2 separate regions of the Homo sapiens genome follow, and region 2 is linked to region 1. The links are chromatin loops, found by intact Hi-C in ENCODE. Cell type or tissue: Calu3. All regions are shown on one strand. Links, peaks and the distances in the headings refer to the core of each region. The heading gives the core; the rest is flanking DNA. Region 1 holds the start of LOC102725231 (a long non-coding RNA gene). Region 2 overlaps GFPT2 (glutamine-fructose-6-phosphate transaminase 2).

Evidence for each region. Peaks named below come from ENCODE experiments on the same cell type or tissue, not always from the same donor. Only the 100,000 strongest peaks of a DNase experiment are listed, where the experiment ranks them.
Region 2: it touches region 1 in a loop (4-fold over the local background); 7 of 110 quality-filtered maps call a loop at or near these places.

The regions. Positions count from the first base shown.
Region 1 is chr5:180,463,073-180,479,220 of GRCh38, forward strand. LOC102725231 (a long non-coding RNA gene) reads left to right here and starts at 4,161. Exons shown (of 4, transcript XR_941323.2): 1 at 4,161-4,292; 2 at 4,530-4,599; 3 at 5,039-5,197. It overlaps LOC124901153 (a long non-coding RNA gene), which reads right to left and starts at 2,224. Exons shown (of 2, transcript XR_007059087.1): 1 at 1,903-2,224; 2 at 1-1,487. RefSeq lists enhancers at 3,991-5,190, 7,992-8,191, 11,753-12,284. In Calu3, for the core only: a CTCF peak has its summit at 8,099 (motif pointing left); a DNase peak (open chromatin) is centred at 8,069.
Region 2 is chr5:180,323,306-180,339,453 of GRCh38, forward strand. It overlaps GFPT2 (glutamine-fructose-6-phosphate transaminase 2), which reads right to left. Exons shown (of 19, transcript NM_005110.4): 2 at 15,188-15,295; 3 at 13,174-13,272; 4 at 12,523-12,648; 5 at 8,190-8,248; 6 at 7,395-7,529; 7 at 4,972-5,033; 8 at 1,511-1,590; 9 at 883-1,000. Among named protein-coding and RNA genes, the nearest start is that of GFPT2, 22 kb to the right of the region's middle. RefSeq lists enhancers at 1-509, 5,544-6,533, 6,534-7,521, 8,512-9,499, 10,488-11,475 and 2 more. In Calu3, for the core only: a CTCF peak has its summit at 5,517 (motif pointing left); DNase peaks (open chromatin) are centred at 5,516 and 7,636.

The DNA of each region.
Region 1 (16,148 bases), core at 4,246-12,245:
AAACTTCTGGCCTCAAGTGATCCACCCATCTCGGCCTCCCAAAATGCTGGGATTACAGGTGTGAGCCACTGCACCTGGCGAAGCTAAGGATCTTGGGATGGAAAGGTTGTCCTGGGTTAGCCAGGTGGGCCCTAAATGTAATCACAAGTGTCCTTACAAGAGAGAGGAAAAGAGACTACACACAGAAGAGAAGGTGGAAGAGAGATTACACACAGACGAGAATGCGACGTGACCAGGGAGGCAGAGACTGGAGGTTGTGGCCACAAGCCAAGGAATGCTGGCAGCCCTTAGGAGCTGGCAGAGGCCAGGAGCAGCTTCTCCTCTGGAGCCTCCAGAGGGAACCAGCCCCGCTGACACCTTGACTTTACCCCGTACAACTGACTTTAGACTTGTGGCCTCCAGAACTGTAGAGAATAAACTTGTGTTAGCCACCAGGTTTGTGGTAACTTGTTGCATCAGCCATGGGGCATCTCCTCCTCCTGGAAGCTGCAGCCTGGTGGAGAGGTCTAGCAGGGTCTGTGGGAGTCATCTGGGGTTCCAGTGCAAAGTCAGCAGCCCTGAAAGCTGCTCTTCTCTCTCTGCATGGGTTGCAGCCGCGTCTGCTCAGTGTGGTTTCAGTTCTCTGACAAACCAGGGCTTCCCAGCCTGCCCCAGAGCAGGCCTTGCGTGCTGATACAGCTGGGACCCCCTCTGCAGCCCAGGCCAGCCTGAGGGATTACTGAGAAGTCCAGGTGAGCTGGAGATGTGAGGTGGGGCTCACAGCTGGTGCCCAGCTTCCTCCAGCTCCAGCTCCTCCCACCCAGGCCCATCCTGCTGCTGCATCTTTCAGGGTCTCCACATCTGTCCCTAGACAGACCCTGTCCTTTCTGCAGCAGAGCGGGTAGAAATGGACCCTCATCGTGGGGTGGTCAGCCCCAGCACAGCCTGGGCAGGATGCTGGGCACCTGGTGTGAGGACCAGGCCTGCCTCCCGTTATCCTTGTGGGCTCTGGAGGGCAAGGTCAGAACTGGGTCTAACCCAGGTCCCACGCCCCCCACCTCACAGGGGTGAGCACAGGTCTGAGGTTTGTTGAACGAACAGCTCCTGCAGCCCCTGAGAAAGCTGGCTTCCTCTGGAAAGTATCAGGGCCATCTTCCCAGTCCCCCTCCTGTCTCCGGCCCACCCCCAGCTACAAATCCCAGCATTGGGTGGGAGGTGGAGGCTCTGGGATCTTGACTCTGGAAGACTCCCTGGCCCTTCCCAGCACCTGTCTTCTGGGCCTCAGCTCCCATCAACAACGTGGTCTTGGCTCAGGCCCCTGACTCTCCCTGCCCCCGCCCCACGCACCTCCAAGGCCACCCTCTGTCCACCCTGCCTCCACCTGGAGCCCCCCTGTGGCCGCCTGCTGCTGCACTCCATCAAGACATCACGCTCCGGCCTCAGACTGCTGGGCTCTGAGCCTCGCTGGACTCTTCTTGGAGGGGATGGAAACCCAGTGAAGATGGGATCTGGGATAAAGGACCATATGTGTAGATGCTGGGCATCCCTGGCCAGGGTCCCGTCCCCGACCCCAGGCCTGTGCCTCCCCCACTCCCCAACCTCCCCCAGTCAGCTGCAGTTCGTGTTGCCTTCACCCTCACAGGCTCCAGCACTTCTGACTTCCACACACCCAGCTCAATAAACCCAAAGTAAACATTCCCTCCAAAAGTCCCTGAATGGTGTCTGTCATCCTGGGTTGAACTCGTGCCCATCTCAGCAGCAGGAATTTTGACAGGGAAAGGAATGCTATGGGTCAGCCTTCAGGCCTTGGCCCCAGGCCTGTTGCAGGGCACAGAAGGGGCCATCTGGCTGGAACCCCATCTACTGAGAGAGGGACAGGAACGAGCCCTAAGGGAGCCACCATAAGAGGGAGTGGATACTCACCAAAGATGCCTATATCTGCTGCGTCTCCTGCAGGTGCCCCTAGCGAGAGGTGAAGCCAGCTGGACTTCCTGGGTCCAGTGGGGACTTGGAGAACTTTTCTGTCTTACGAGAGGATTGTAAAATGCACCAATCAGCACTCTGTAGCTAGGATTGTAAAATGCACCAATCAATGCTCTGTGGCTAGCCAGAGGTTTGTAAATGTGCCAATCAGTGCTCTGTAAAAATGCACCAATCCGTGCTTTGTGGCTAGCTGGAGGTTTGTAAAATGGACCAATCAGCAGTCTGTAAAATGGACCAATCAGTGCTCTGTAAAATGGACCAATCAGCAGGATGTGGGCAAGGACAAATAAAGGAATAAAAAAAGCTGGCCACCCACCCCACCCCTGGCCAGTAGTAGCAACTCCCTAGGGTCCTGTTCCACGGTGTGGAAGTTTCGTTGATTCCCTCTTCACAGTAAATCTTGCTGTTGCTCACTCTTTGGGTCTGTACCACCTTTGAGAGCTGTTAACACTCACCGTGAAGGGCTGCGGCTTCATTCTTGAAGTCAACGAGACCAGGAACCCACCGGAAGGAAGAAACTCCGGACACACCACCTTTAAGAGCTGTAACACTCACTGTGAAGGTCCGCAGCTTCATTCTTAAAGTCAGCGAGACTACAAACCCACCGGAAGGGACAAACTCCAGACACACTAGGTGCACCCCACCTCCCTGCTACTGACAGGATGCTCGCCCTGGCACTGGTGCTCCTGGCCACTGAGGGTGACGTGTGGTCCTCTCCGCCTTATGTAGCCTGCTGGCCGGCATCTGCCTCAGCCCCAGCATGATGGCCTCGGCCCTTTGTAGGAACCAGACTGATTCCTGCCAGGAAACCCCTTTCACCTTCCCCACCCAGAAATGACAGGGACAGACACCAGGGGAGTGAAGATACGTCTGCCACATAACACCCTGGAGAACCATGTGTCAGCCTCTGTAACCTCAGTTTCCTCATCTGCAAAATGACCTGCCTGGGCTCGGGGGAGGCTAAAAGGCCCTGTCCAAACGTGAGCTGGCCCACAGTCCTTCAGGCAGTTGTGGCACATGGCTGAGTTAAGAGAAGGTGCCTTGGATTGGGCTGTGTCCCCAGTTCAGTAGCTCCAGGCTGGACTTGTCCATGCTAACCAGATGGCCACCTGGTAACTTTCAGCGAAGTTCACCCCTCCAGGAAAGCCACCAGCACAGGGGACTCTGGGGCCTGTGGCTTGGGGCTCCGGCGTTGGGGGAGACCTGGCCAAAAGTGGCTCAGCCTAGGAGCTGCAGGTCTGGCAGGCACAGCACCTTCCCCCACAGCTACTGGCACCCTCTCACCAGATAACACCCGTTGAGAGCCCTGTGGCTGCGGACAGGCCTGCTCAAAGATGCCATTATGCAGAGTCCTCTCTGCCTTGCCTCTTTTTCCGGGCAGGGTGGCGGTGCAGCATTTTCCATGGCTGCCCAATACTCGGCTCAAGCTTCTGCATTCTGAGCTTCAGGCCTAACGCGCTTCCAAGGTTCCCAAACCTGTCCCTCAGCCACGCGCGGGCGCGGTGTGGTTGCTCCCAGGTATGCCTGCCTGACCCTGTCCAGAAAACGAGTGGTCTAGCACTCAGCCAGGCTTCCATTCTGTGTACGGGGAGCAGAGGAGGGGCTCACGGCAGCCCCCAAACACTGGGCACTTGGTCAGAAACAAAGGGGAGACCCTACACCCCACAAAGCATGAATCTGTAAAAGAAGTTTGAGGCCAGGCGCCGTGGCACACATCTGTAATCTCAACACTTTGGGAGGCCAAGGCGGGTGAATCCTTTGAGGCCAGGAGTCCAAGACCAGCCTGGCCAATATGGCGAAACCCCGTCTCTACTAAAAATATGAAATTAGCTGGGTGTAGTGGAGTGCATCTGTATTCCCAGCTACTCGGGAGGCTGAGGTGGGAGGATGGTTTGAGCCTGTGAGGCAGAGGTTGCAGTGAGCTGAGATTGTGCCACTGCACTCCAGCCTGGGTGACAAGAGCAAGATTCTGTCTCAAAAATAAAATTTTAAAAGTTCTGCAATTCTGCATAAAGATAAATGCTATTTGTTCCTGGGGGCTGGGGTCACCAGGGAGGCTTCCTGGAGGAGGAGGCAGGGCTGAGGAATGGATGGCAGCAGAGAGTATTTGTGGGTGAGGCTATGGTGCTGCTGGAGAGGCAGGGTGTGGCAGCTTGGGCTGGGGCCAGCAGTGAGCTTGGAATTCCCCAGGGCTTTCCAGAAGCCAGAAGGCCGGGGCGGAGTGGGTTGTCCAAGAGCTTGTCTTGTCCTCTTGCCCTGGCCACAGCCGGGAAGCCCTGGGCAGGCGCCCGTGGATAGCTGGCACGCTCAGCCTTTGGTGGAGAACTGAGGTGAGCTGGAAGGACTAATGGGAGGGAGGAGAGGTGTACTGGGGCCCCGGGGCAAGGCCCTGCTTTGCACTCAAGATAAGAATCCAGGGCTCTAAGGGGAGGTGGTGAGGGAGGGAGCCGCCCGTCCCGCCGTATTCAAGGAGAAAGACACATCTGGGGTCAAATTAGAGAGCTGGTGGGGACTGTTTTCTGGTGCTGAGTCAGCTCCAGGAGGTCCCCTCTTCCCCACTGGTCCAGAAAGTCTGAAGCAGGAAGGTGGAAAAACATTTCGTGCTCAGGGAGGAAACGTCTTCACCCCGGTTTACAGGTGAGGAAATGGGCTCAGAGCGTGGCTAAAGTCCCCCAAGGGCCAGGCAGGCAGGGCAGGTCGGGGTGCCCAGGGTTGCTGCCGCTGATTCTGGCCTGGGTGGAGGAGGGGCTGACGGCCTGTGCTGGGACAGGGACAATTGTGATTATTAGCCTGGAGGAAGGGGGGCTTGAAAGTCAGGAAGGCCACGGGAGTCGGGACAGAGAAGCTGCCGTGGCTTAAAAGTGTCCCCTAGAGTTCCTGCACTGGCAGCCTAGTCCCCAGTGCAATAGCACGGAGAGGTGGGACCTTTAAGAGGTGATGAGGTCACAAGGGCTGGGCCCTCCTGAGCCCATCAATGCTATCATCATGGGAGTGGGTTTGTTATCAAAGCGAGTTCGGTCCCTTCTTGGTCTGTCTCTGGAGCACACACACCCCGTCCTTCCACTTACTGCCACAGGATGACACGTCAGCAGGGCCCTCACCAGATGCTGGCCCCTTGATCTCAGACTTCCCGGCCTCCTGCGCTGCCAGCCTAATACACTTCTCTTCGTTGTAAATTACTCAGTCTGTGATATTCTGTGATAGCAACAGAAAACAGACGAAGACGCAGGCCAAGGTGAGCTCAGATGGGAATGGGGCCTGGTGTGAGTCAGGATGTGGACTGGCCCAGGGCACAGAGGTCAGGAGCAGGACATTGGGGCCAGAGCTCAGGGTTACCTGGACTCTGTCAGAGGCCTCTGGTTGGATCCAGCCTCACCACCCTGGTGTTTGAGGCCCTCTGCACTTCCATCCAGCTCCGGGCAGCCAGGTTGGTCTCTTTCATCTCCTGTGCACACACTTCAGTCTCATCTCTCACCCTTGACCCTGCCCAAAATAGTCTGTACTTACGAAGAGTCTGCCCCTCTTTCCAGCTTTATCTCAGGAAGGACCTTCAGGAAGCTTTTCCCAACCACTTCAGCCCCAGGGTCCTGAGATTTCTCTGGATTCCGGAACGCGCTGGCCGGTCACTCAACACCAGAGTGAATACACGTGTCTGTCTGGTCCCGCCGTCCTCACTGCAGGAAGCTGATAGTTGTGGGGAGAGATGGACAATAACCAGGGCGATGAGCAGATGCATTGCTGCAGCGTGGGTCCCTGGTGGGGGAATGGTGCTGAGAACGGGAATGACGCGCAAGGCCTCCCTGAGGTGGGGAGGTAGGGAAGGAGCCCACTACGGAGATCTGGGGGCACACGGGAAGTCCTGGGGCTGAAAAGAGCCGGCCTGGCTGGAGGCAGAAGGCCACGGGGGAGGCTGGTGCTGGTGCCACGGGGAGACACCCAGGCAGAGCTGGAGAGGTTGTGGCAGCAACACCGTCCTGGTGACAAGCCACCAGAGATGCCCACACGGAAGCATGTGGGAATGATTTGCATTTTGGGACAGTCCCTCTGACTGCGGTGGCTGGAGTAGATTGTAGAGGTCAGTGCTGGATCCTGGGACAGCCCTTTGTGTCGTCTGATTCAAGGTGATGTTCTTGGACCAGGGTGGTGGCAGTGGGAATGAAGAGAAGTGGATGGATTTGGGGTGCAGAATCAGTGAGGCTTGGGGATAAGGGGGACTGCTCAGGCTTCTGGCAGAAGCGAGCAGGTGTGGTGTGCAGTTCCCTGGGTTGGGGGGCGGGGGTTCCCAGCAGCAACCTGGGCTGCGGGAAGGTCGTGAGTGCTCCCGGGGACTGCAAGCCAGTGAAGGACTGCGTGGAGGCATCAGGTGGACAAGTTGTCACAAAGGCCAGGCAACTCTGAGGAAGGCCCTGGGCAGACAACACAAACCATGGAGTCAGAGGAGCTGAGCCCAAATCCACTCCGTCCATATCACGGCCATCTGGGCACTGTCAGTGCCACCCCACTTCCCAGAGAGATGTCATCTGCACTCAGGACTCCAGCCATCACAGGTGTGCCCCCAGCTCCCACTCCTGCACCTCCTGCAAGACCCTGCCCTCCCCTAGCTTCAGGCACATGCCCAGCTCCTCCCCAACACTGCACCTGGTAACCTCAGGCTCCCTCCAACTCTGGAGACTCCAGTGGAACTCAGATACCCCCCTCCCCACCGCCCCTGGCTTTCTCCTGCTCCTCCTCCTTCTCCATCCTCTACCATGGGTGATGTCATTGCTGCCCACTCATAACAGCGAGCATCTTAGTTGGTACTCTAGACCAGGGCTTTGCACACTCTAGACCAGGGCTTTGCACACACTAGACCAGGGCTTTGCACACTGTAGACCAGGGCTTTTGCACACTTCAAGGCATGCGTAAATCACCTGGAGGTCTTATTAAAATGCAGGTTCTCATTCAGCAAGCCTGGTAGGCCTAAGATTCTGGATTTCTTTCTCCTTTCTTCTCTATTTTTTTCCTTCTTTCCTTCCTTCCTTCCTTCCTTGCTTCCTTCCTCCCTCCCTCCCTTCTTCCTTTTTCCTTCTTCCTCCCTCCCTTTCTTTCTTTCTTTTCCTCTTTCTTTTCTATTTCTTTCTTTCTTTCTCCTCCCTCTCTCCCTCCTTTCTTTTCTTTTGGAGACAGGGTTTCACTATGTTACCCAGGCTGAACACAAACTCCTGGGATCAAGTGATCCTCCTGCTTCAGCCTCCTAAGTAGTTGGGGCTACAGACTGGATTTTGCATTTCTAAGAAACCCAGCTACTGCTGCTGCTGGCCCTTAACCACAGTTGCAGGGATGAGGCGTTTCTAGACCTGTCCCTCTCCTCCCCACCCCACACATCCTGGAAGCTTCTTGGGTCTTCCTCTCTTCCCTTCCTTCTACCACCTGAGCTCAGGTCCCGTCATCTCTGACCTGGATGGACTATGGCACCTCCTGGCACGCCTTCCTTTGCTTTAAGCTGCTGAGGGCTGTTCCGCGGTAGGCGTCACTTATCCAGTGGCGTTTCCCTGCAGCCTGCAGGGTCCAAGCCTCTCCTCAGCGCAGATGCTGTGCATGGATGGGGCGGGAGGATGTTCACAGAAGCGCCATGGAGGGACAGCCAAGATCAAAGCCAGGAAGTGGGCTCCATCAGGGGCTGTCCTATCAATCCCGGGGGCTCATTCACCCATGGAGGTCCCGTGCCAAAGCCAGGGAGAGCCAAGGGCAAGAACCCATTACTCCAGAGAGCACCCTTGCTTGGTGCTCTAGATAGCCGGTCTTAAGAGGCTGGGCACGGTGGTTCATGCTGGTAATCCCAGCACTTTGGGAGGCCAAGGTGGGAGGATCATTTGAGGCCAGGCGTTCAAGACCAGCCTCAGCAACATAGCAAGACCCCCATCTCTATGAAAAACAGCAGATCACAGATTTTCACAGTGTGGACTAAAACCACTTGCTAAAATATACGTTTTAGCCCCAACCCCGGAGATTCTGATTCTGTGTTCCTGGGGGAGCCATCAGTTTAAAAGAAAAAAACAAAACAAGCAAAAGCTAAGCAGGAGCTGCAGACACCCACCCGAGTCTGAGCCTGGCTGCGCTTCCCCACCGATGCCAATGGCACCACCTGGTGGTCATCATGTACATTACACCACCTTCCTGGAGGGGCGTCCTTGCACATGGTATAGGGTCGCTGCACACAGCATCTCTTCTAATTTTCCCAACTCTGCAAGAGAGATCCTCATCCCCGTTTCACTGATGGAGAAGCCGAGACTCAAAGAGGAGAGGTGACGTCTCTAAAACCCCACTTGTGGGAAGCGGAAGAGTCTGAACCCTAGCCCTGTTGTCTGTGCAATGGCTTGTAAATCTGGCTGGTAGTCAAAATCATCCGGGGAGCCTTTTTAAACTGGAGGTGCAGCCTTCAGCATCACCCCTTTGCATGCAGCTCCTTGCCCTCCCACGTGAGGAAAAGCTCGAAATCGCCAAAGGCGGGAAGACACTCACCACCCAGGACAAAGTGTAGGGGACTGGGGTCTCAGGGAAAAGGCTGGGGCTATGGGGCACCTGAAGCTCAGGGAAGCTTCTGTTTATTAACCAGATATTTCAGCATTTTAACAACTGGTGTGTGTGTGTATGACTGTGTCACATACACACACAAAATCTTACAAGTGTGGGAATAGAAGAGGGAATAACAGCAACACAACCTTGGAAAATCTTGGAAGCTGGAAAGCAGATACTCGAGTGGAAACTGACTTAGCAGTGTGCCTTGGTTGAGTGCCTACTGTTTTCTCAAAATACCGTTCAAATGACAGTAAAGGAATACAGGCCCGTGGGTCCCTAACACAAAGAAAAGGGGACCCTGATAGTTAACTGATAGTTAGGTTTCTGCAAAGAAGTGGAAAGTGGGTGAGTCATGGCTGGCAGCACCCCCTGGGGTCCTTAAGGCCACCCAGCCAGGGGCAGTTCAGGCACCCTCCCAGCTGCCTGGCTGGGACTGGCAGTGCCAGGCTGGCCAGAGCTAGGAGAAGTGTGTCTGCCCGGTACACTCATGGTCTTGAGGGACAGAGTCAGCGCTGTGGTGATGGCTGTCAGTCGTCAAGTCCTGCCCCCAATATCCCAGTAGTTTCTTTCACGGAAATGTGACTGGAAGCACGAGAGCCACTCGACACTTGAGGAAACGCAGCTTCCTGAAAGGAAAAGACCAAGAAGAAGAGACCCAAACCATTCCCACAAACGCAAGGGAAATTCTGGGAACGGAAAGGAAATTGCAAAGGGAAACTGAAGTTAGAATTATCAGAGATTTCAGGTGAGATTGCATATTTTCTCCTCATCTGAAAGATAGCTGCAACTTGCTTTTTTCCCTCTCAATGTCGCTTCTGAAATTTCTTCATCAAACATAAATCAAAGCAACCAGTGAATCTGTCCTACATTCCTTTGTATGTACGTACCACAATTCATCAAATGACACGTAAGGTGATTCTGGGGACTGAGTTTTCTGGTTTTGTTTGCAATTACAAATGGTGCTTAATAGCACTGTGACCTTGGAAAATTACTTTTAACTTTACCTGGCTTCTGTTTACAGATGCTTATTTGGAAAATGAGGATAACAGTAGGAGAACCTACCACACAGGTTTGTGATGAGGATTAAATGATTCATAAATGTAAGCCTTTAGAATAGTGCAGTGGTTCTCAGTTGGGCCTGATTTTATACCCAGAGGACAGCTGGCAATGTCTGGAGACATTTTTGTTGAAATGACTGGTGGGTAGAAGCCAGGGAGGTTGCTAAGCCTCCTGCAATGCCCAGGACATCCCCTGAGAGAACTGCCCAGCCGGTTGAGAAACCCCAGAACAATGCATGGCACAAAATGTGAACTCAATCAATATTCGTTATTTTTTAAGAGCTGCAGTGAAAATTATTTTCCTTATCATCGATGTACAAGTGTGAGAGTGTCTCACAGAAACTATCACTCCCTTCAAATACTCATGGAACATTTATCAAAATTGTTTTATTCAGCCATAAAGAACATCTAAGTAAATTCTAAAATGTAGAAATCATACAGAATATTTTCTCACCATGAAGCAATAATTGAGAAATTAACTACCAAGGGGAGCTTCTTCCTGCTCCACCCCTACCTCCCTTCACCTATCCAGAATTCCAAAGCTATCTGGAATGTTTAAAATGTCATAAGTAACTGTTTGTTAGAGAAGAAACACAAAGTGAAATATTAATTTATAAAGTAACATAAATAAGAATGTTATATGTTAAGAGCTACTGAGTACAAGGGAAAACTCAGGAAAATAGTCCTATGAAATTTTATAAAATAAAGAAAATTGAAAACAAATCAGCTAAGCACTTACTTCTAGAAAGAAAATGAATAATAAAATAAATACCAAGAGAGTAGGAGGAAATTAATAAAAATAAAAAAGAAATTAATGAAATAGAACAGTAGGCTGGGCGGGTGGCTCACGCTGTAATCCTAGCACTTTGGGAGGCCAAGGCAGGCAGATCACCTGAGGTCAGGGGTTCGAGACCAGCCTGGCCAACATGGCGAAACCCTGTTTCTACTAAAAATACAAAATTAGCCAGGCATGGCAGCGGGCGCCTGTAATCCCAGCTACTTGGGAAGCTGTTTGGACCCGGGAGGCAGAGTTTGCAGCGAGCTGAGATTGTGCTACTGCATTCCAGCTTGGGTGACAGAGTGAGACTCTGTCTCAAAATAAAAAATAAATAAACTTAAAACTTAGCTGGGTGTGGTGGCGCACACCTATCGTCCCAGTTACTCAGGAGGCTGAGGTAGGAGGGTCACTTGAGCCTGGGAGGTCCAGGCTACAGTGAGCCATGATTGCAGCCACTGTACTCCAGCCTGGGTGTGAGACCCTGAAAAAAAAAAACAGAAAGAAAAAAGAAAAGAAAGAAAGAAATACAAAAGTAGCATCCATAAATGAGTACTTTCTAAAATGCCAATAAAATACACCAGCAAAATACTTATGTTAAAGAGAGCTCTGGCTGGGCACGGTGGCATACACCTGTAATCCTTGCACTTTGGGAGGCTGAGGAGGGAGGATTACTTGAGGCCAGGAGTTCAGGACCAACCTGGCCAACATAGTGAGACCTCGTCTCCACTAAAAAAAAAAATTTAAGAGATAAGAATTGTTTAAAGCTAATTAAAAGGATATAGTAACATAGACAAAACTCTGACAAGTCTAACTTTAAGGGGGAAAAATAAGCAACAGATACAGACAATGTCAGGAATGAGGAAAGAGATATAACCACAGATATACAGGAAATTAAAAACTGTAAGAAAGAATTCTGTTTAGTATGGCATATTCTCTACAGCCTCTCATCCCCAAAACGCCACAAAAACTATAGTAAAGGAGTGGGGATGGGCAAAGAAACGCACAAAAGGAAACTAGGGAGAACAGAGAGGGGGAAAGGACAAGAAAGTTTGGAAGATGAAAAGTAGATATTTGAGCCATAACTGACTTAGAGTTCCGACAATGTAAACTAATCCAGAAGAGGGGAAAGCTGAGAAACAGGATTAAAACCTCAAGACCCAGCCCCTGCCCCACACCTTGGGTCCTACAATCTGTTGGGATCGGCAAAGCGGCCGTCCTGGTCACCCCAGCTCTCACTCCACACGCAGGACCCTGGCACGGTGCCATCTGCCCTCAGCAGCAGCAAAGCCTGGGAGAGTCCCTCACCCTGCTCTACCACCAAAGCACTGGTGGGCTCTGCAGGGGCAGCATCTGCAAAGCCTCATGTCTCCCTGCCCCCTACCCAGTGGCGTCTGCCCCTTTTTCCCATGCAAGTCATCTAGCAACACCGGGCCAACCCGGGATGTGCTCCTGCTCCCACCAGCAGGGACTGAAAGGGTGCCCCGGTGGCACCAGAAAAACAAAGCACAGGAGACTAACATCGCGAGGGCTCAGAAAACTAAACTGCCTTCAGAACTGAAGCCCACAAGTAGACAGAACCTACATGCTAACCTGGGCAGCTGCCTGCTGAAACAGAAGCCTGAAATAGGATTGAGGATCCCAGAGCCAGCACAGTGGCTCAGGCCTGTACTCCCAGCGCTTTAGGAGGCCAAGGTGGGCAGATCACGTGAGCCCAGGAATTTGAGACCAGCTTGGGTAACATAGCAAAAACCCCATCTCTACAAAAAATACAAAAACGAGCCGGGCATAGTGGCATGCGCCTGTAGTCCCAGCTACTTCGGAGGCTGAGGTGGGAGAATCCCTTGAGCCTGGGAGGCAAAGGTTGCAGTGAGCCAAGATCACGCTACTGCATTCCAGCCTGGGCGACAGAGCCAGACCCTGTCTCAAAAACAAACAAACACAAACAAACAAAAAAACGAACAAACAAACAAAAAAAAACCGGCCTTGCGCAGTGGCTCAGGCCTGTAATCCCAGCACTTTGGGAGGCCAAGGCAGGTGGATCACAAAGTCAGAAATTCGAGACCAGCCTGGCCAACATTGTGAAACCTCGTCTCTACTAAAGATACAAAAATTAGCTGAGCGTGGTAGGGTGCACCTGTAATTCCAGCTACTCAGGAGGCTGAGGCAGGAGAATTGCTTGAACCAGGAGGTGGAGGTTGCAGTGAGCCGAGATCGTGCCACTGCACTCCAGCCTGGTGATAGAGCGAGGCTCCATCTCAAAAAAAAAAAAAAAAAAGGTATTCAAAGAAATCATGGCTGAAAATTTTTCATACTTGGCAAAAGGCATAAACCTACAGATTCCAGAATTGGGGAGAGCACAAAGAAATTATTTTTATTAATTGTTATTACTATATTATTATAGTTTTCAGAAGTTTAATTATGATGTGTCTTGGTGTGGATTTCTTTGAAGAAAGAATCCCAGAGTGCTGGGATTACAGATGTGAGCCACCATGCCCAGCTGTTTTTTTCTGTTGTTGTTTGTTTTTGAGATGGACTCTCACCCAGTCGCCCAGGCTGGAAGTGCCGTGGTGCGATCTCGGCTCACTGCAACCTCCACCTCCTGGGTTCAAGCGATTCTCCTGCCTCAGCCTCCTGACTAACTGGGATTACAGGCATGTGCCACTATGCCCGGCTAATTTTTTGTATCTTTAGTAGAGACAGGGTTTCACCACATTGGCCACGCTGGTCTCGAACTCCCGACCTTGTGATCCACCCGCTCTGGCCTCCCAGAGTCCTGGGATTACAGGCGTGAGCCACCGCGCCCGGCCGCTTGTATCTTTTTGAGAGTGGCTCAGCATAATGTTCTTGCAATTCATCCCCGTTGTTGTGTGTCTTGATGGCTCCTTTCCTTTTACCTGCTGAGTAGTGCTTCACGTAATGTTCATGCAACTCATCCCCGTTGTTGTGTGTCTTGATGGCTCCTTTCTTTTTACCTGCTGAGTAGTGCTTCACGGTTTGGACGCATGACAGTCTGTTTAAGCATTTGTCTGTTGAAAGATATCTGAGTAGTTTCTAGTTTAGGGATATTATGAATGAAACTGCTATAAACATTCATGTACAATTTTCTCCACGAAAATAAGGTTTCATTTCTCTGTGACAAAGGCCAAAGAATATAATTACTGAGTTGTATGGTAACTCCATTTTTAGTTTTGAAAGGAATTGCCAAAATGTTTTCCAGATTGGCTGTATCATTTTACATTCTCACTGGCAATGTGTGAGTTAAACTGTTTCTTTGCATCCTTGCCAGCATTTGGTGTTATCACTATTGTTTATTTTGGTCATTCTAAAAGGTATATAGTGATAGCTCATTGTGGTTTTAATTGGTATTTTTCTACTGACTAATGATGCTGAACTTTTTTTATTCTTTTTTTTCTTTTTGAGACAGAGTTACCAACCTCCGTCTCCCAGGTTCAAGCGATTCTCCTGCCTCAGCCTCCCTAGTAGCTGGGACTACAGGCGCACACCACCAAAAAAAAAAATTTTTTTTTGTATTTTTAGTAGAGATGGGGTTTCACTATGTTGGCCAGGATGGTCTCGATCTCTTGACCTCGTGATCTGCCCGCCTCGGCCTCCCAAAGTGCTAGGATTACAGGCGTGAGCTACCATGCCCAGCCGATGCTGAACTTTTTTTAGGTGTTTATTTGCCATCTGTATACCCTCTTTGATGAAATTCCTATACATACCTTTTGTATATTTTCAGATTAGATTGTTGGTGTTTTTAATACTGAGGTCTGACAGTTCTTTCTTTATTTTATTTTATTTATTTATTTGAGATGGAGTCTCGCTCTGTTGCCCAGGCTGTAGTGCAGTGGCACGATCTTGGCTCTCTGCAAACTCTGCCTCCCGGGTTCAAGCAATTCTCCATCCTCAGCCTCCTGAGTAGCTGGGATTATAGGCACGCACCACTATACCTGGCTAATTTTTGTATTTTTAGTAGAGATGGGGTTTCGCCGTGTTGGCCAGGCTGGTGTTGAACTCCTGACCTCAGGTGATCCACCCACGGCAGCTTCACAGAGTGTTGGGATTACAGAGTCCTTTATATATTTTAGATACAATGCCTTTGTCAGATATGTGACTTGCAAATATCCACTCCCAGTCTATAATTTGTCTTTTCATACTCCTAACAGTCTTTCATTGAGCAAAAGTTAATTCTGATGAAGTCCAATTAATTGACATTTCCTTTTATGGATGGTGCTTCTGGTGTCAAGTCTAACAACTCTGCCTAGACTGGGTCCTGAAGATTTTCTCCTATTTTTTTTCTAGATGTCCTGTAATTTTACATTTAAGTCCAAGGTCCATTATAAGTTAAAAATTGTAGGCCGGGCGCAATGGTTCACGTCTGTGATCCCAGCACTTTGGGAGGCTGAGGCAGGCGGATCACGAGGTCAGGAGATTGAGACCATCCTGGCTAACACAGTGAAACCCCATCTACTAAAAACACAAAAAATTAGCCGGGCGTGATGGTGGGCACCTGTAGTCCCAGCTACTCAGGAGGCTGAGGCAGGAGAATGGCGTGAAACTGGGAGGCGGAGCTTGCAGTGAGCTGAGATCGCGCCACTGCACTCCAGCCTGAGCAACGGAGCGGGACTCCATCTCAAAAAAAAAAATTGTAGAAGATGGGAAGATTAGTTCAGGATCTTTTTTGTGGGATTTTTGCAAGATGAATGTATAATTGCTCCAGCACCATTTATTGAGAAGGTGGCCCCTTTCTCCATTGAATTACTTTCTTCTTTCATCAAAAATTAATTTAGTAGGCCGGGCAAGGTGGGTTACGCCTGTAATCCGAGCACTTTGGGAGGCTGAAGCAAGACAATTGCTTGAGGCCAGGAGTTTGAGACCAGCCTGGCCTACTTGGCGAAACTCCATCCCTACTAAAAATACAAATTAGCTGGGCATGGTGGCACGTGCTGGTAGTCCCAGCTACTGGGGCTGTGAAAGGGAGGCTGAGGTGGGAGGATCGCTTGAGTCCAGAAGGTCGAGGTTGTAGTGAGCCAAGACCGCGCCACTGCACTCCAGCCTGGGCGACAGAGCAAGACCCTGTCTCAATAACAAAAAATTAATTGGGTATATTTGTATAAATCTATTTCTGGGTTCTCTGTCTGTCTCACTGATCAATGTGACTCATCTCTTTTCCAGTACCACACTGTTTTAATTACTGTAGCTAATAGTAAAGACTTGGCATCTGCAAGAGTGATTACTCCCACTTTATTCTTTTTAAATATTGTTTGGCTATTCTAGAGCCTTTCCTTTCCCACAGAAATTTTGGAATAAGCTTTTATGTGTTCAGAAAATCTTGCTGAGGTTTTAATAGAAATTTTGGTAAACCTATAGATCAATTTTGGAGAGAATTTACATCTTTACTATGTTAAGTGTTTAGTCTTTCAATTTTTTTTTTTTTTTTTTTTTTTTTTTTTTTTTTGAGACGAGGTCTCCCTATGTTGCTCAGGCTGGCCTTGAACTCCTGGGCTAGGGCAATCATCTTGCCTTAGCTCCTCAGTAGCAGGGTTACATACAGGTGTGCACCACCTTGCCCCAAATCTTTGCTTGAGCCCAGGAGTTTGGGACCAGCCTGGGCAACATAGCAAGACTCCATCTCTACAAAAAATAAAAATAGGCCGGGTGCAGTGGCTAACCCCTGTAATCCCAGCACTTTGGGAAGCCGAGGCGGGTGGATGATGAGGTCAGGAGTTCAAGACCAGCCTGATCAATATGGTGAAACCCCTTCTCTACTAAAAATACAAACATTAGCCGGG
Region 2 (16,148 bases), core at 3,000-10,999, 140 kb before region 1:
TTTAATCAGGCCTCGCCTCCCTGTCGCTCCCGTTTCCCAGGAGACCCGGCCTGGTGTCCTCCCTGCCTCACAGCACGGCCCTATTAGAGGCTGGTCGGGAAAGAGAAAACCCATCAAGAATGGAAACATAACAAAGGCCCAAGCCTTTGGGTCTTTGAAGAAGGTACCAGAGGTGATTACAGCAGTTTTCTACTTCAAATGGCAGGAAAGTGCTCTGGTTCTCTCTCTCCCTCTCTCTCTCTCTGTGTGTGTGTGAGTGTGTGTATAACTTTTTTTTTTTCTGAAATGAGTATAAAGCAGAATTTCTCAAATTTCAAAATCATTATTCAGTGGATTGATGAGAGCATGGACTTTAGAATCAATTGAAAAACTCCCTGTGTCTTGGCTCTGTCTTTCACAAATGGTCTCACCCCAGGCAAAGGCAGGGAGGGGCATGGGAGGGACTGAGGTCTAGACACAGTTGTCTCATCTAAAGGGGGCAGCCTTTGAGCAGATCCAGACACCTGCCACCTGAGAGAGGGCTGCACAGCATGCCCCGATCTGCTAGTTCTTCCAGAGAAGCTAGAGATTTCAGATTTCTCTGTGAAATCTCCAAATTTTACAACATTGGCAACTAACCCATTCATTTTGTGCAGGCTCGAAGCACTGTGCCCACCAGTGCATCTGGCCTTTGGCCACCAGGGCTGCCTACCACAGTCATGCAGGTGCTCCTAGGACAAGGACTCCAGGCCCAGGCCCAGGGATGGCTGAACTCTTCTTTGGCCCTGCGACTTGCTGAGCCACGATAGCTCACATGGAAGGATGAATAAGAACCGGCAGTGTTTAGACAGGCATTCTTTGATTATGTAATCCCAGGAAGCGAAGAGAAGAAGGCTCAGTTACCTTGCATCAGAAGCAAAGAAGAATTCCACGGCCTTGTCGCCCACAGCATGCAGGCAGGCGGAGCTGTCCAGCCTCTTCATCCGTGTCTTACAGATATTCTTCACATTCTCCAGAGTGCCTAGCAAATGGAGGAATGGGTTGCAAATCCCACTGGGATGTTTTGTTTGCATAATATGCAGCAAGGAACCAATTTCCCCTCTGAATATGTGTGGGAGAAATTTGCAATTTTTAGCTTTGGCTGTGTCAGCCAAATCGTGTAAAAGATCCCCCAATAGCACAGTACCACTGCAAAAGCATTTAAATGGCTACAGTGTGAGAGGAATGCAAACAAAAACAAACCAAAGAAGCACTCACATCAAAGCCCAGTTGCCGTTATACAATGGCACTTTTGTGTATGTTTGACAATATACAAAATCATGATAAATTCATGTCCATGATAAAAAGCTTAAAAAAAATGGAGCCAAGTCTCAGTTGCACAAAAACCTTTTAGACCTGGAGCTGTGCGCCTGTTGGGTCTGGCTCAGAGTGGGGTTTCCTTGCCTCAGAGGGGAGCTGACTGTGCCAGAGCAGCTGCCGAGTCCTGCGACACCAGCAGCTGTGCTGTTCCGGTACTTCTTGAGAAACTTACACGTCCTGTATAAGATAGGGATCTGTTCTGTGGAGAGCTTGTATTTGCTCCGGACTCCGATGAGCAGGGGGCTGCCTCTCCTGTAGGGAGAAAGAGGCATCCCATTACCCATTGCCTTTGACGCCCAGTGCTGGGTGTCTGCCCAGCATCTGAGGTAGGATCCCCAAATCTAGCCCTTTCCCAGTGGTGGAGGATCCTGTTTAGGTCCCACAGGACGGACGCCTGGAGCACAGGATGGAAAGGCCAGCTCCTGAGTCCCAGGTCCCTGACTTGGCATCACCCACCTGCCCAGAAAGCTTGGTAACCTGTCTCACTCCCACCCTCCTAGGCCGGGCCTCCTCCAGTCCAGTCAAGTCCCCACATGTGACCAACCCACAAGGTTAGATGGCGGAGGCTGAGCGTTTGGCAGCAGAGGAGGCGCTGGTGGGGCACAGGGGCACTCTAGGTCTCCACCCAGCCTCGACGGCAGCGCATCCCTATAACAATAGGGCTCTGCACCCACCATCTGCCCAAAGACCCCCTGTTGTTCCTTCCCTTCCCCTAGCCCAGTTCTCTAGCATTAGTGGGCACTAGTCTGACTGACTTTTGTATATTCTCTACTTTGTAGGTGACATAAGGTGATTTCTTGGGTGGTTTTTTGTCTCTGCCAAAGTGACACCCCGTGGATGGAAGTTTAGAATCTTCACCCCGCACCAGGTAGACTTCATCATAAAGAGGACAATAACTGTCACAGGCAAAATCTCAGGGAGTCTGCAGCTGGCCAAGGTGAGGGGCCCTCACTCAGGCCTCCTGTCCCAGCGTCACTGTCTCAGCCACTGCAGCCCGGCTCTCTGAGCACCTCAGCAGGGGATCTTTAGGAAAGAGCTTTAGGATATTTCCTCTGATTCACAACTTCTAGTGGTGGACGTGATGAAGATCTCATGATTTGGCTGGGCGCACAGTGGCTCACGCCTGTAATCCCAGCACTTTGCGGGGCTGAAGCGCGCAGATCACGAGATCAGGAGTTTGACACCAGCCTGGCCAACATGGCGGAACCCTGTCTCTACTAAAAATACAAAAATTAGCTGGGCATGGTGGGGGGTGCCTGTAATCCCAGCTACTCTGGAGGCTGAGACAAGAGAATCACTTGAACCCGGGAGGCGGAGGTTGCAATGAGCCGAGATCGTGCCACTGCACTCCAGCTTGGGCGACAAAGCGAGACTCCATCTCTAAATAAATAAATAAATAAATAAATAAAAGGATCTCATGATTTAAATGATATCCTGATTCCAAAATCTAATCCTTTGCTCATTCTTATAAATTATAGCATGCAAATAAAATCTACCATAGGTGTGCACAGAAATAAGAGGCTCACTCTGGTAACACATGCGCTCTAAACCTGCGGTTCTTCAAAACCAGGCAGGTAAAAGTGCAGTAGTTACGAAAGGATGTGTGCCTTTCCCCTCTACACATTAATTTATTAATAAGAAGAAAACACCGACGAACACTGTAATAAGACAATTTAAGAGAGCTGTTTCAAACACATGAATTGGAATACAATCCAGTAACATTTTACCTTAGGTGATTTCTTGCTAACTTAGATCAATGAACTAATGAAGTGCTTGCTCATCGGCTTGAATCCAGTCCACATATATCCATAATCTGTTAGCCTGACTCAATGCAGTTCCTAAATTTTTCTTCAACAATAACAGACCTTGTTTTCCAGTCACGTTGGCCTGTTTGGACCCCACTTATGGCTTCTCAAAGCGGGGGACAAAGTCTGGGGCTTTGAGGAAGGTGCTATGAACACCTTGAATATTTTAATCATTTATTGTGTAAAGCAAATCTGAGACATAGTTCTGGGGCCAGTGGGGAACTAGCATAAATAGTTTATAATAATGGCAGTGAGAAAGTAGGTGGATATCTAATTTTCTTGGCAAATGACTCCCCCAAATTTTATTGCTGTAGGTTGAGCTCTGTGGTTTCTCTAGACCTTGAGACATATAATTCTCCCAAGACAACCCGAAGATTGTACTGCAGGTTATAGAGCCCTCAGTTATAGGCAATTTAGAAAAATAAAGCTTTATTGCTTCTTCACGCTGCCTTCTTCTGAGTTCATTTAAAATAGTAAATCATGATAAAATTGGATTTTAAAAAGGGCTTCTAAATTTGATAGGAACCAACTGGTATTTTATAATTCTATGAATTGAAGGAATTAAATTCCAAATGGCAAATTAGTTCCAGTTTTAGAAAAGGTTAAAAAAAATGATGATAAATTCCTGTTGTTTCCTGCTGAGATACTACGCCAGTCTGGAAGAGACAGCCTCACCCTCTCCGGCCGTCTCCCAGGCCACAGGTTCATTCCAGATGGCTCCCCTGGGGCTTCAGATGAAGCCCGCAGCCCACAGGGCACTGAGGCCATTTAGAGCCGGCCTCTGTCCGCCTCTCCACTCCCCACAGCCTTTGAGGCCCTGGAGCAGTGTCCATACCACCTTGCTCACCACTGTCTCCCATGCCTGGCACACAGCAGGTGTCAGTAAACACACACTGGGCCTAGAACGCCTCCGTCCCACCAATGCCCTTGCACCATGCCCCCACCTTGCCAACGGGGATCCTGGGAGGTCCCACTCCCTCTGGGCCCCTTGCCTTTGCTCATGCTGGTTCCTCTTCCCACTGCCTGCCTGGGGCTACCTGCCATTGCCCCCCTGCCAGGTAAGGTGATATCCTGTGCTGGGGCCGGGCACAGGGCATCACTATCCTCTGCCCTTCTCTGCCCTCCTGTACAACTGTTCAGCCCTTCAAGGCAGGGACCAGGTCAGATGTCACTAAGTCCCCAGGGCCCAGCACACAGTAAGTGCACAGTAAATATTAGTTGCATGGTTGGATGGATGATCAACCTATGTGAATATAAACAGGATGGCACTTAACCTGCTTCTGTAAATCCATGCAGCACTGGGGGCCCACCGTAACAGAGGGACACATTGGGGCAAGCAGGCTCTCTGAGCCGATTCCTGGCATGCTCCTTTGTGAAGGTGAAGCTTGAGCCCCGGGCCTTCAAGGCCTCTGCTGTACTGGATCCAAATCAATATTCACTTTGCTCCCTAGTTTCATGTTCATAATTTTGCTTTTTCTTAAAGGGGGGCCCACATTGTACAGGCTTCAAGCCCCACAAAACCTGGATCTGCCCTGTCTGTACGATTTTATTTATAACTGGAATTTGTTGCCCACCTCTAAAAATCTGTGGAGATTTCAAACACAAATCCAACTTTCTGGTTTCTTTTTTTTTTTTTTTAATTCAGAAGTGTAGCACCACCAGCCATGGAGATGGTGGGGCGCGGTCCCCGGGGCTGAGCCACAGTTGTTCTTTAGACACCACGAGCACCTTTCAGCGTGCCACAGGCCCTACCTCTCCCGTCTCCCTCCAGCTAAGTGATTTTATTTTCGTTCTTTCTTATGGGAAATGCCAGTGTGTTTTGCCTCACCGTGTGGCAACGGCTTCTCCTGGGTAGTGGACACTCTTGAAAACCAGCGCGAATGCACCTTCCTGAAAACACACAAACAGTGAGGGTCAACGCGTTCCAGCAGCCGCTGCTGCAGCCTGGCCACAGCCCAGGTGCGTCTCCCTGGGCCCCTCCTGATGGCGGGAGGTCCTGGGGTCCCTCGGGGAGCTGAGTGCAGAACAGCGCATCCGGGGTGACATCACGAGGGAAAGCAAAACAGACGGTGCCACGGGAAGTACCACAAACCAGAACATGTGAATTCCACGGTGAGCGATGTGCGGCTTGCCCAGGCCCACAGGGAGCCCGGCAGGGGTGCCAGCTGGGTAGACGGGGCAGTGAGAGTCACAGGAAATGATAGCTGGGACCAGGCTTCCCTGCCCTGCTCAGGGACAGCACCTACTCAGCAAGCCCCTGTGAAGTGCACTTTAGCTCAACACACGGTAGGGCCTGGGTTCAAATCCTGGCTCCACCCCTGCACTGGGCTCTCCCTTTAGCCTTCTTGGCGCCTCGTTCTCCTCATCGGTGAAGGAAGTGAGAACAGCGCCACCTGGCGGGGCTTCCGTGACGATGATAAGCTAATGCACTGAGCCTGGCATCCGGAGACCCAAGAGAAGCACAGGTTGTCATGACCGTTACTGCTATTATCCTTTCCATGGATACGACTGCCACCTGCCCTCTGGGCCTCAGCTGGTTGGTTTGTGCAAAGCCAGAACTAGAATCCAGCTCTCCTAACACAAGAGGCCAGATGGTTTTTTGACTTAAATTCTTGGTGTAAATTCTTCCCCCACGTCCTGACCATCCTGTACTAACTTACCGCAACCCTAGCAGAGCTCAGTTATATATAACCAGCTGCAAATCTGAATTTCCACAAGAAATCCTCCAAGTGTGGAAGCCACGGGCAGCCCCAGGCCCCGGGTGGTCAGCGTGTCGGGTCCAGGTTGCCAACTCAGCTACAGGGCCAGGAACCTGAGTCACCGTCCCCAGGCCTCATTGGGGCTTTCAAACTGCCCCAAACCAGGGGGCTTCAGGCAGACCCTGGTGCTTTTGTCAACAATAAAATAGGACTGAATGGAAAAACACTGCACGTTCTCTGCCAAAAAGAGCCCGGTACTGTCCCAGGTAGGAAAAGTCTTAAGTTTAAAAGTGTCATTATGAGAGAGGTATTTCTGAAATTTCAAAATAAAAATGGAAAAGAAGAAACAGCATGCTGTAATACCTAATTGGCTCACTGTACCTTATCCAGCACATTAAATGTGGGATAGGCTGTTTTTTATAAACACGTCCTCTAAATGATGGACCTCCAAAAACGGGAGTTAGAGGACAAAAAGGCTTCAACAGTAGACTTACTTTTTAAATCAGACTCTGAAAACACCTGCTCAAGAATGATGTATTTTACACTACAGGATGGTGCCTGCCAGATGTTCTGGACTCTGGGCCAGTGTCCAGGCTGCCACAGCCCTGGGGGAGCTACTGGGTGGCACTGCTGTCTGACAGGATGGGCTCTGAGAGGCCCGGACCCCTCTCGTCCTCCCGCACCCTGCATGGGCCTGTGTCTGCTCCACCTCCTCCTCAGTGTAGGGGCCTCCCCTTGGACAATACGCCCAGTGTGTGCTCCCTTCTCAGGGACTTCTTCTCCCTGGGCCCTGTCCTCTGGGATGTCCCCAATCTCTCTCCCTCTCTCCCTCTTTTGGGCCATTCCGTTCCACATACAGACATGCTGTGATATCACCTATCACAAAAACAGGCCAGGCACAGTGGCTCACGCCTGTAAATCCCAGCATTTTGGGAGGCCAAGGCAGGTGGATCACTTAAAGTCAGGAGTTCGAGACCAGCCTGGTCAACATAGTGAAACCCTGTCTCTACTAAAAGTACAAAAATTAGCCAGGTGTGGTGGTGCGTGCCTGTAGTCTCAGCTAACTCAGGAGGCTGAGGCAGGAGGACTGCCTGAACCTGGGAGGTGGAGGTTGCAGTGAGCCAAGATCACACCACTGCACTCCAGCCTGTGCAACAGAGTGAGACTCTGTCTCAAAAAAGAAAAACCTAGAAACACATCCTCGCTTGGTACCACAACTCTCTCTGCACACCACCACCAAGCTCACGTGTGCATCATAAAAAGCCACGGACTCTAATGCCAGTCACAATTTCAGAAGTGTCACGATGAAGCAGGGCACTTTCTATTTGATGTTGACTACCCAAACCACAGAACGTCTTCCAGTTCTACAAGAGTGTAACATCTTAAGGCCAGGCTCTGCAGATGGGCTGTCTTTTATCCCCAGGACTCTGTGCAAGTTTGTCTAACAAGGGCTTATAAAAAATGAAGGATTCCTTGGCACTTGCTGCTTGAAAAAAATGTTTTTAATGAAAGAATGAAGGAATGAGTTAGACAGATGGGATTTGTAACTCACCAACTGCTGAATGACTCTCTCGACCAACGTTGAAAACGTAATGTCCTCAGTTTCTCTGTTGTCGAACACATATTTAATCAGCTTGGCGATGGTCTCTGTATCTGTTTCTGACTCAAACTCGTAGCCTTTGCTTTCCTGGAATATGCAGTCGGCACAGTGTGAGAGATTGGTCATTGCACAATGCCTGCCTGGCCAACTCCCTCTCCTCCCTGGTGATCTGCCCTTGGAGTGACTTAAGTCAAGAACAGGGAAAACCGGGAAGGGGGGAAAAATGTTTGCCAGCATCACAGCCAAATACCTCTGAGTCACTCCCGGAGGCCCTGAGATCATCCCACCTCAGAAGCTCACCCTTGCCACTAATCTGGACATTGCAAAATAACAGCAGTCAAAATGATAAAATACGTTGAGTCAAACCCACCCACATCCCAACTAACACCACAGAGCCTTTCAAACTTCAGACAGTCACTGTCTGACTTTCCGTCCCAACTCCGCCGGTATACGAGTCGCTGTGTTATATAATGCAGACAGTTTAATAAAACGAAGCTCCTGTTATTTTGATTCTGGGAATCTGCAGTGGCCCTTGAGATAAACACTAATGCCCTGTTATCTCCTCAAACGAGATCTGCAGGGCCTGGCTCAGCCAAGGCAGAGGTTTCTTCTCAACACGGTGACGTGGCTGAGTGTGGGTCTCACTCAGTTCCCACACTGGTTTCCGCAAGGAAATGAGCTGGCTGGAAAGTTTCTGGGGAGACCAATCCCACCGGACTGAGACATCACCTAGGGGAAGCATCTTACCAGAAATTTCCTCAGATCTTTGTAATTTGTGATGATCCCATTGTGGATGACAACAAATTCTGAAAGAAAAGTTAAGAGAGAAATGCTATTGAGAAGGAGGTTCATGTCAGATGTGAAGAGAGATGATTTCAAGGCTTGAGAACTCTCTGCAAACTCCAGGCCTCAAGACTTCTGTTAAGCACACTTTGTTTACAGTGATTAGCACAGATGTTTACGGCAGCAACTACAGTGGAACCAGGGATTAGCACCAGGGATGTCTAGGGCAGCGGCTACTACAATGGGATCCGGAGGAAATACACATCCCTCTTTCAGTGACCAGCAGCCACCAGCCTGACCGTGCAGAGAGCTCTCCCCTGTGCGCTATTATAGTATCAAACAGGCTTTGGGGTTCATGTCCCACGGGGATGATGAGCCCTTCGTTCCAGAAGTGATTCCAGGCACTCTCAACTGGCTTTAGGCACAAAGAGGTCGCAAAGAACAGTCCAGCACCGTGCTGTGTTTGACCCACACTGTGTTGTAAAAATATTTGAGTTTTTAAAATTCTGAGTGTTCACTTTAAAATCCTGGTTTCCTTGGGGGAAAAATCCCAGAAGTTCTGGCATCCCCAGGCTCAGCCACATTCCTGCACAGCAGGATCTGCCAGCTGCAGCTTTTCCCACCTCCCCAGTTCCTGCCGCACAACCCAGCTCACGCGGGCGGCTTCCTGCACAGGTAGCACCCCGCTGATCCTGGCGGGGAGGTGGCGGGGGGGCGGGGGGAGCAGGGGGATGCGGGGGATGCGGTGAGGGATGTCTGCCTCCACCCCACTGCATTTTCTCAATGAATAGCCCGCATATGAGTGCCTTGAGGGAAAGATCCAAGGCCAGCCTGAGAATTTTTCTGGGCAAGTAGCTCCGTTTCCCTCTCCCCCTAGAGGACAGAAAGATTCCCTATTACCCTTGAGGTTCAATAATTCCACCAGGAGGTGTCTAGATGTGGGATACGCTTCATAAATATTGACTATTTTTTTCAAAGCATCACTGTGAAGTCTTATTTGTTTTTATTATTACCATTATTATTTTGAGACAGAATCTCACTCTGTTGCCCAGGCTGGAGTGCAGTGGCGTGACCTTGGCTCACCACGACTGCTGCCTCCCGGGTTCAAGCGATTCTCCTGCCTCAGCCTCCCAAGTAGCTGGAATTGCAGGTGCTCGCCACCACACCCGGCTAATTTTTGTATTTTTTTAGTAGAGACAGGGTTTCACCATGTTAGCCAGGCTGGTCTCGAACTCCTGACCTCAGGCGATCCACCCACCTTGGCCTCCCAAAGTGCTGGGATTATAGGCTTGAGCCACTGTGCCTGGTCTATTGACTATTTTTGATCCCTTCTTTGGATATCCAACTCAAGTTTTCCTTCAGTTCGGGAAAGATTTCTCCCACAGCATCTTTTGAAATCTTTTCCATTATTCTTTTTCTTTATTCTCACCATGATTTCCTCTATTTAAAAAAATTGTAGTGTTTGTTTTTGTGAGGTCACACCCAAAAATGGGAGGGCTTAAATAAGAAAAGCCCAGTTTCAACAGATGTGCTGACCACAGCTCAGCTTTATTTTTTATGTATTTATTTATTTATTTTTTACTGCTCTGTGCTCTGATCGCTTCTTGTGCACACCAGTTACCCATATGTTGGATCCATATTAACTGGCTCCACGTCCATCCCCTTCTCCATTTTTTTATATCTATGGTGATATTGTTTCTTTTTCTTTCTTTTTTTTTTTCTGAGATGGAGTCTCACTCTGTCGCCCAGGCTGGAGTGCAGTGGCGCGAGCTCGGCTCACTGCAAGCTCCGCCTCCCAGGTTCACGCCATTCTCCTGCCTCCGCCTCCCGAGTAGCTGGGACCACAGGCACCCGCCACCATGCCTGGCTAATTTTTTGTATTTTTAGTAGAGATGGGGTTTCACCGTGTTAGCCAGGATGGTCTCGATCTCCCGACCTCATGGTCCGCCCGCCTCGGCCTCCCAAAGTGCTGGGATTACAGGCGTGAGCCACCATGCCTGGCCGGTGATATTGTTTCTTTACATTATTCTCTTAATTCTGCTACACTTTCTTTCATCTCAGTCTATGATCCTATCATTAATTTGTTTTCTGGAATCCATGTTGTCTCTGCAGAATCTTTGTGTAATTTCCTTGTGTGGTATAGTTGCTGGGCGTTCAGACTTCCTTAAAAGCATGCTCTTCAGCTATCACTGCTGAGTGTCAAAGAAATTTTATAAATCTTTGCTTATTGTCCTGTTGTTTTCTTTTCAATTACTCATCCTGAGTCAGGGCTGGAGTGTCCAAGTTTGGGTGTGGGTGGGCCTCCTGGGAGCCTCCCTGCTTTGGGGACACAATGAGAATCATCATCTACACTGAAGTGGGGGATTTTCCAATGAGGTTCATTTTATCACTGGGAAGGGCAGGAGGCTGTGGCTAAAGTGGCAACATCTCAGGGCACATGGTCTGGGCGCAGTGTTTTCTCGGCCAGCACGACTGCCCCAGGGACCAGCTTCTGCACTTGACCTGGGCTCTGGCCAGATGTACATTCTAGGTCCTCAGCACCATGGGGTCTGCTGTCCTCCTCCTGGACATAGGGTGTGTGCCTCAGTCACGAAATGCCCTATGGTTCAGGGCATGAGCCAGACCCAAGGAAGAGGCCCTCGCAAAAACCTCACTCCCTCAAGACCCTGATCACTAGGATGCATGAGTAGCCCTGGCTCCTGTGCTACCACCAAGCTGCTCTGCTGAGCAGGGTGGATGGGGCTCTCCTTCCGTTTTCTGGGGGACGCCTTCCCTTCCAAATTGGGCGGGGTGAGCTGGTGAGGCCCTGCAGAGTGCTCTGGGGAGAAGCAGCACCACTGCACTTTCTGTGGGTGGTGGGGGTGCCTGCCCATCCCGCCCAGTTACACTGCCTCGGAGAACCACTGATCAGCAGTGGGTGGGGGACACCAAGCAGGCTGGTGCTGCTCTCCTGTGGCCTGACTTCCACAAGGATTAACCGCAGTGGGACTTGTCAAGTGTCAAGGCTTAGTGCCTGCTAATAAGCTCCCAGTAACTGCTCTGATGTATTTGGTCCTATCTAACATTAGGCTTGGCACGAACTTACACTATGCCAGAGGATGTCTTGGGTTGGGGGGTCCAGTTGACTTCAGAAATCACTGTCTTTGCTGTACACCCTCCCCTGGCATGTCCAGGTTGGGGGCTTCAGGGGCTCGTGACTGGACCAGGCCTCACCTAGAGTGGGGGACCCCCTGGAAGGCCCAGCTTATGTCTTAGACTCCTGCCTGCCCTTGGAGGCCTGGGAGGAGACAGGGATTAGATCCTCTCTTCTGCTCCATGCCTACTGCATCCCACTGCAGGGGACCCGGCGCCCTGGGGCTGACCACAGACCCCTGAGAACTGCCACCAGGAGCTGCAGACCTACCAGTCTTTCCCCCATGAGAGGGGGCAAGGGTGTCATTTAAGAGAATCACGCGTGGAGAACTGTCCTGGCGACCCATGCAAGTGACACAGACCTGTGAGCTGGCCTGAGGGGGTGACTGGGCGAACAGGAGAGCCTGAAACCCACCAAGGACAGCAGGTGCAGCAACCTTGGCCCTCTGCCAATCTGTGGTGCTCCAACGTGCTGTCAGCTCAGTGTTTCCAGATCCTCCAGTTTTTCAAGTGATGCCAGAAGTCTGGACTTTTATGCACAGTGGTTCTCAACTTTTAAGAACATGAAGCAAGCTGAGTTGAGGGCTCTCCACCTGGGAAGAGCCCCTGGGCTTCGGGCTGCGGCCCCTACTTCTCCAAACCCTAAGCCCCTGGCTGCTGAGGTCTCCCGCTGGGGCCCACGGTGTGTCTGGTGGCACCAATCAAGACCAGTACAGCCCCTGCCCTCACCTGGACCACTCTGTGGGGAAAAGACAGGTTTAGCTGCATAAGGACAGAACCCATCCTTGCCTGAAGGGTACACCCTTCTGCAGCATTTCCGTCACTTGGGGAGGAACAGTGCCCAGGCCCCTCAGTCCCTCACGCGGCCTCATCCCACTCATGGGCTGGGTTCCAAGGAGCCAGCAGCTCTCCTGGTTAAGTGCCATCGTTTTCCTGTGCACTCCTGGGAGGCCAGCACCACCCTAGGACCAGGCTGCCTGCCTCCTGACTGAGGCCCAGGCCACTGGCAGAGCTCTGGGAGAGGGGACATCCGCATTCTCTTGGGAAGATGAAGTAGGCTGAGAAGTCAGTTAGAGGTGGGCGCGGAACCTGCTTTGGCGGGCACTGGCCCTGACACAGCTCAGGGTGAGGTGGAACCATGGGGACGGGGAAGCATGCCACATACCGTTGCCTTTGTCTGAGCGCTGAGGGTGGCTGTTGACAGCACTGGGGACCCCGTGGGTGGCCCAGCGCGTGTGGGCAATGCCGAAGTGTGTCTCAAACTCCACTTTTAAGTCCATGCTGTCTTGTTCTAAATGAAAGGAAAATCAGTTTGCCGCACTTGAACAACAAGCCTCGACCCAGGACTGTGAGTGCAACCTGGTGTCGTTACCCAAGTCACGTCACCCACACCGATGGCACCTCCCCACCAGCTCCCACCCTGGGAGTCCGCGCAGGCCCACAAACCACCCGTGCTGAAGGTTATTTACTACTTGTCTGTAGCTTAGCTCACTTCTTCACAGAAATAAACTTGCTTTAAAAAGAAAATGATATATCCCTACCATAAACAGAGAAGCAGTATCATTTGCTGGAATAATTAAAATAACTACTGTATGTAACCCTTCACACTTAAAAAAATTATCCATGCGCCGCCACCACCTAAAATAAACCATCCCATACCCTGCGAAGCCCGGTTTTACAGCACGGGCTTAGCCCTCCCTCTGTTTATCTGAGCTGGGACAAAGGAGAATCTCCATTCTCCGGCGCTGTTGGAATACGGTCCTAGAAAGCGGCCGGCGCTGCAGCGGCTCCTCCCACTCAGAGGTCCTCCACTTACTGTAAAGTTCTTCATCGAGAGCCTTGACTTTCCCCCTTTTCTTGACCAGCTGAATGTGTCTTTCTTTGACTTCGTGATTATTCCCATCGATCGCCACACCTGTGATGTAGACAGCATTTGTTATATTGCAACCAAAGCTTTTTCTCACACACTTGGCACAGGTGCTCCGCAGGGTCAGGGCTGCATGCCCCGGGCTGTCCGTTTATGGCAGGTTGGAGAGCTGTACAGTTTTCAGGAAATCTGCTCTGAAAGAGGCTGTGACTGCGGCCAGGCTTAACAGCAAGTGAGGAAGCCCCTGCCTCCTCCAGGCCGCAGCTGCCCCCAGCCCTGCTCCTGCCTAGCTAGGGTGAGCCCCTCGGGACACTTCCCCGCTGCAGGCGCTCCCAGGCCCTCGGCTGATGGCAATGGGCCCAGGCAGGGCATTTATCCCAAGGGCTCCTCGCATTGTGATATTTCGTTGGTATCTCCACTGCGTTAGTGTTCCTCCCGTCGTCTATCGGACGTGCTTCCTATTAAGAGTCGACAAGGATTTAAAACCATCGGGCTCCCCCTTTCTCCTCAGGCTGCATAATTAAACAAGGTCAACAGACTAAACATCCACCTTTGCAGTGAATGGAGGCCTGAACTCTGGGACAGCCACCCAGCGGAGCATTGTGTAGCCACTTAGAAAGCTACTTAGAAAGAGTTTAGGATCGGCCGGGTGCGGTGGCTCACGCCTGTAATCCCAGCACTTTGGGAGGCCAGGGCGGGTGGATCACAAGGTCAAGAGATTGAGACCATCCTGGTCAACACGGTGAAACCCCGTCTCTACTAAAAGTACAAAAATTAGCAGGGTGTGGTGGTGGGCGCCTGTAGTCCCAGCTACTCGGGAGGCTGAGGCAGAAGAATGGCGTGAACCCAGGAGGCGGAGCTTGCAGTGAGCTGAGATCGCGCCACTGCACTTCAGCCTGGGTGACAGAGCGAGACTCCATCTCGAAAAAAAAAAAAAAAGAATGAATGAGTTTAGGATCCTAGAAATGCCAAGTGAAAAGAGAAGAATATAAAATTACAAAATTGCATAATTATAATTAGGTAAAAACAAAAAATATCAACGTACAACACCTCCACCACAGACCACCCCCACAGACAACAGCGACCGGAGAAGGGTCCCAAAGACTGATGGGGGCTCCTTTTTTAATGAAGCCACCTCACTGAGGCAGGGCTGACAAACACAACGCTGCGCATACTTAATGTCTACAACTCGATGAGCTTGGAGGCACGTGTGCCCCCATGAAACCACCACTGCCGTCTATGCCATCAACCTATCACCTCCGAGAGTCTGCTCCTGCCCTCTTTATGTATTGTTCTGTGTGTGATAAGAGGACTTAGCATAAGCTCTACCCTCTTGGCTGGGCTCACTGGCTCACACCTACAATCTCAGTGCTTTGGGAGGCAAAGGCAGGAGGATCGCTTGGGGCTACGCCGGGCAGCACAGTGAGACCTCATCTCTACAAAAAATAAAAAATTAGCCGGGTGTGGTGGTGCACGCCTGTAGTCCCAGATGCTGAGGAGGCTGAGGGTCGCCTGAGCCCAGGAGCTTGAGGCTGCAGTGAGCCAATTTCTTGGAACTGCACTCCAGCCTGAGTAACAAAAATAAAAATAAAAATATGAAAATCTACCCTTTTGGCAAATTTTTATGTGCAAAATACAGTGTTGCTCAAGTCAGGCACCGCACGGCAGAGCAGCTGTCCAGGACTTACTCATGCTGCATGACTGTGGCTTTGTACCCTTTCTGCTTCCTGATGGGGGGACTTCTGATGAAGGGGGTTTTCTGGGGTTTTTTACCCTTGCTTCTTCTATTTTTCCATAGTTTTCGAATTTCTTTAACGGACAAGTGTTATTTTTATATTGAAAAGAGACGTTAAAAAGTAGCAGAAAAAATGCCCTGGTTGTAAACCCCCCTGCAGTGGAGATGGGTGAGACCACAGCAGCGGAGCCCGGTCCCCAGCCACGAGGCGGGCGGCCGCACACCCACCTGCCGAGTCGTAGCCTCTGTACTCCAGCCGCTGCAGGCCCTTGATGAGGGTTTCGAAGATCTCCTTCCTCGTCCGGGGGACTCTGTAGTTCATGTAGGCAAAGATTCCTGTTCAAAGAGAAAAAAATGGTGCATTCATAAAATACTCAGCTCGTGTTTGGAAGAAAACGCTTCTGGGGGATGCACCGAGGTGGCATCACAAAGGTCTCCCAGGGGCTTGCAGAGGTGGGTATGCCCCTCCCTGAGCACAGCTGAAGAACGGTGCACCCCTTCTTCCTCCTGTGACAAAAACCCCCAGAAAGCCTGTGTCACATGTCTTGGGCTGGCAGTTCCACTGCTGAGAACTTATCCTATGCTGTACTTGCAGGAGGCAGCTTTCAGCGTGGCAATGTCCATAATAGAAAAGGCAGCAATGAAATCCAACCGCCTTAGGACATCCGGAAGTCCCCACCTCCATGCACTCCCTGATTTGCAGAGCACACATCTAGGAGTGCCATAGAAAGGGACAGCAGCCCCCAGGGCAGATGGGACAGGCGCTGGGGCCTTTGCTTCCACGGTCCCCTTCTCCGTAAGGCTGGAACTTGACCTTAAATAAGCACTACTTGAGCCGGGGGCGGTGGCTCATGCCTGTAATCCCAGCCCTTTGGGAGGCCGAGGTGGGTGGATCACCTGAGGTCAGGAGTTCGAGACCAGCCTGGCCAACATGGTGAAACCCCATCTCTACTAAAAATGCAAAAATTAGCTGGGTGTGGTGGTGTGTGCCTCTAACCCCAGCTACTCGGGAGGCTGGGGCAGGAGAATTGCTTGAACCAGGGAGCTGGAGGTTGCAGTGAGCCGAGATCGTGCCACAGCACTCCAGCCTGGCGACAGAGCTAGACTCTGTCTCAAAAAAAAAAAAAAAAAAAAAAGCACTACTTTTATGACAGCAAGAATAAAACCATCTCATGCCCCTTGGCCCCTG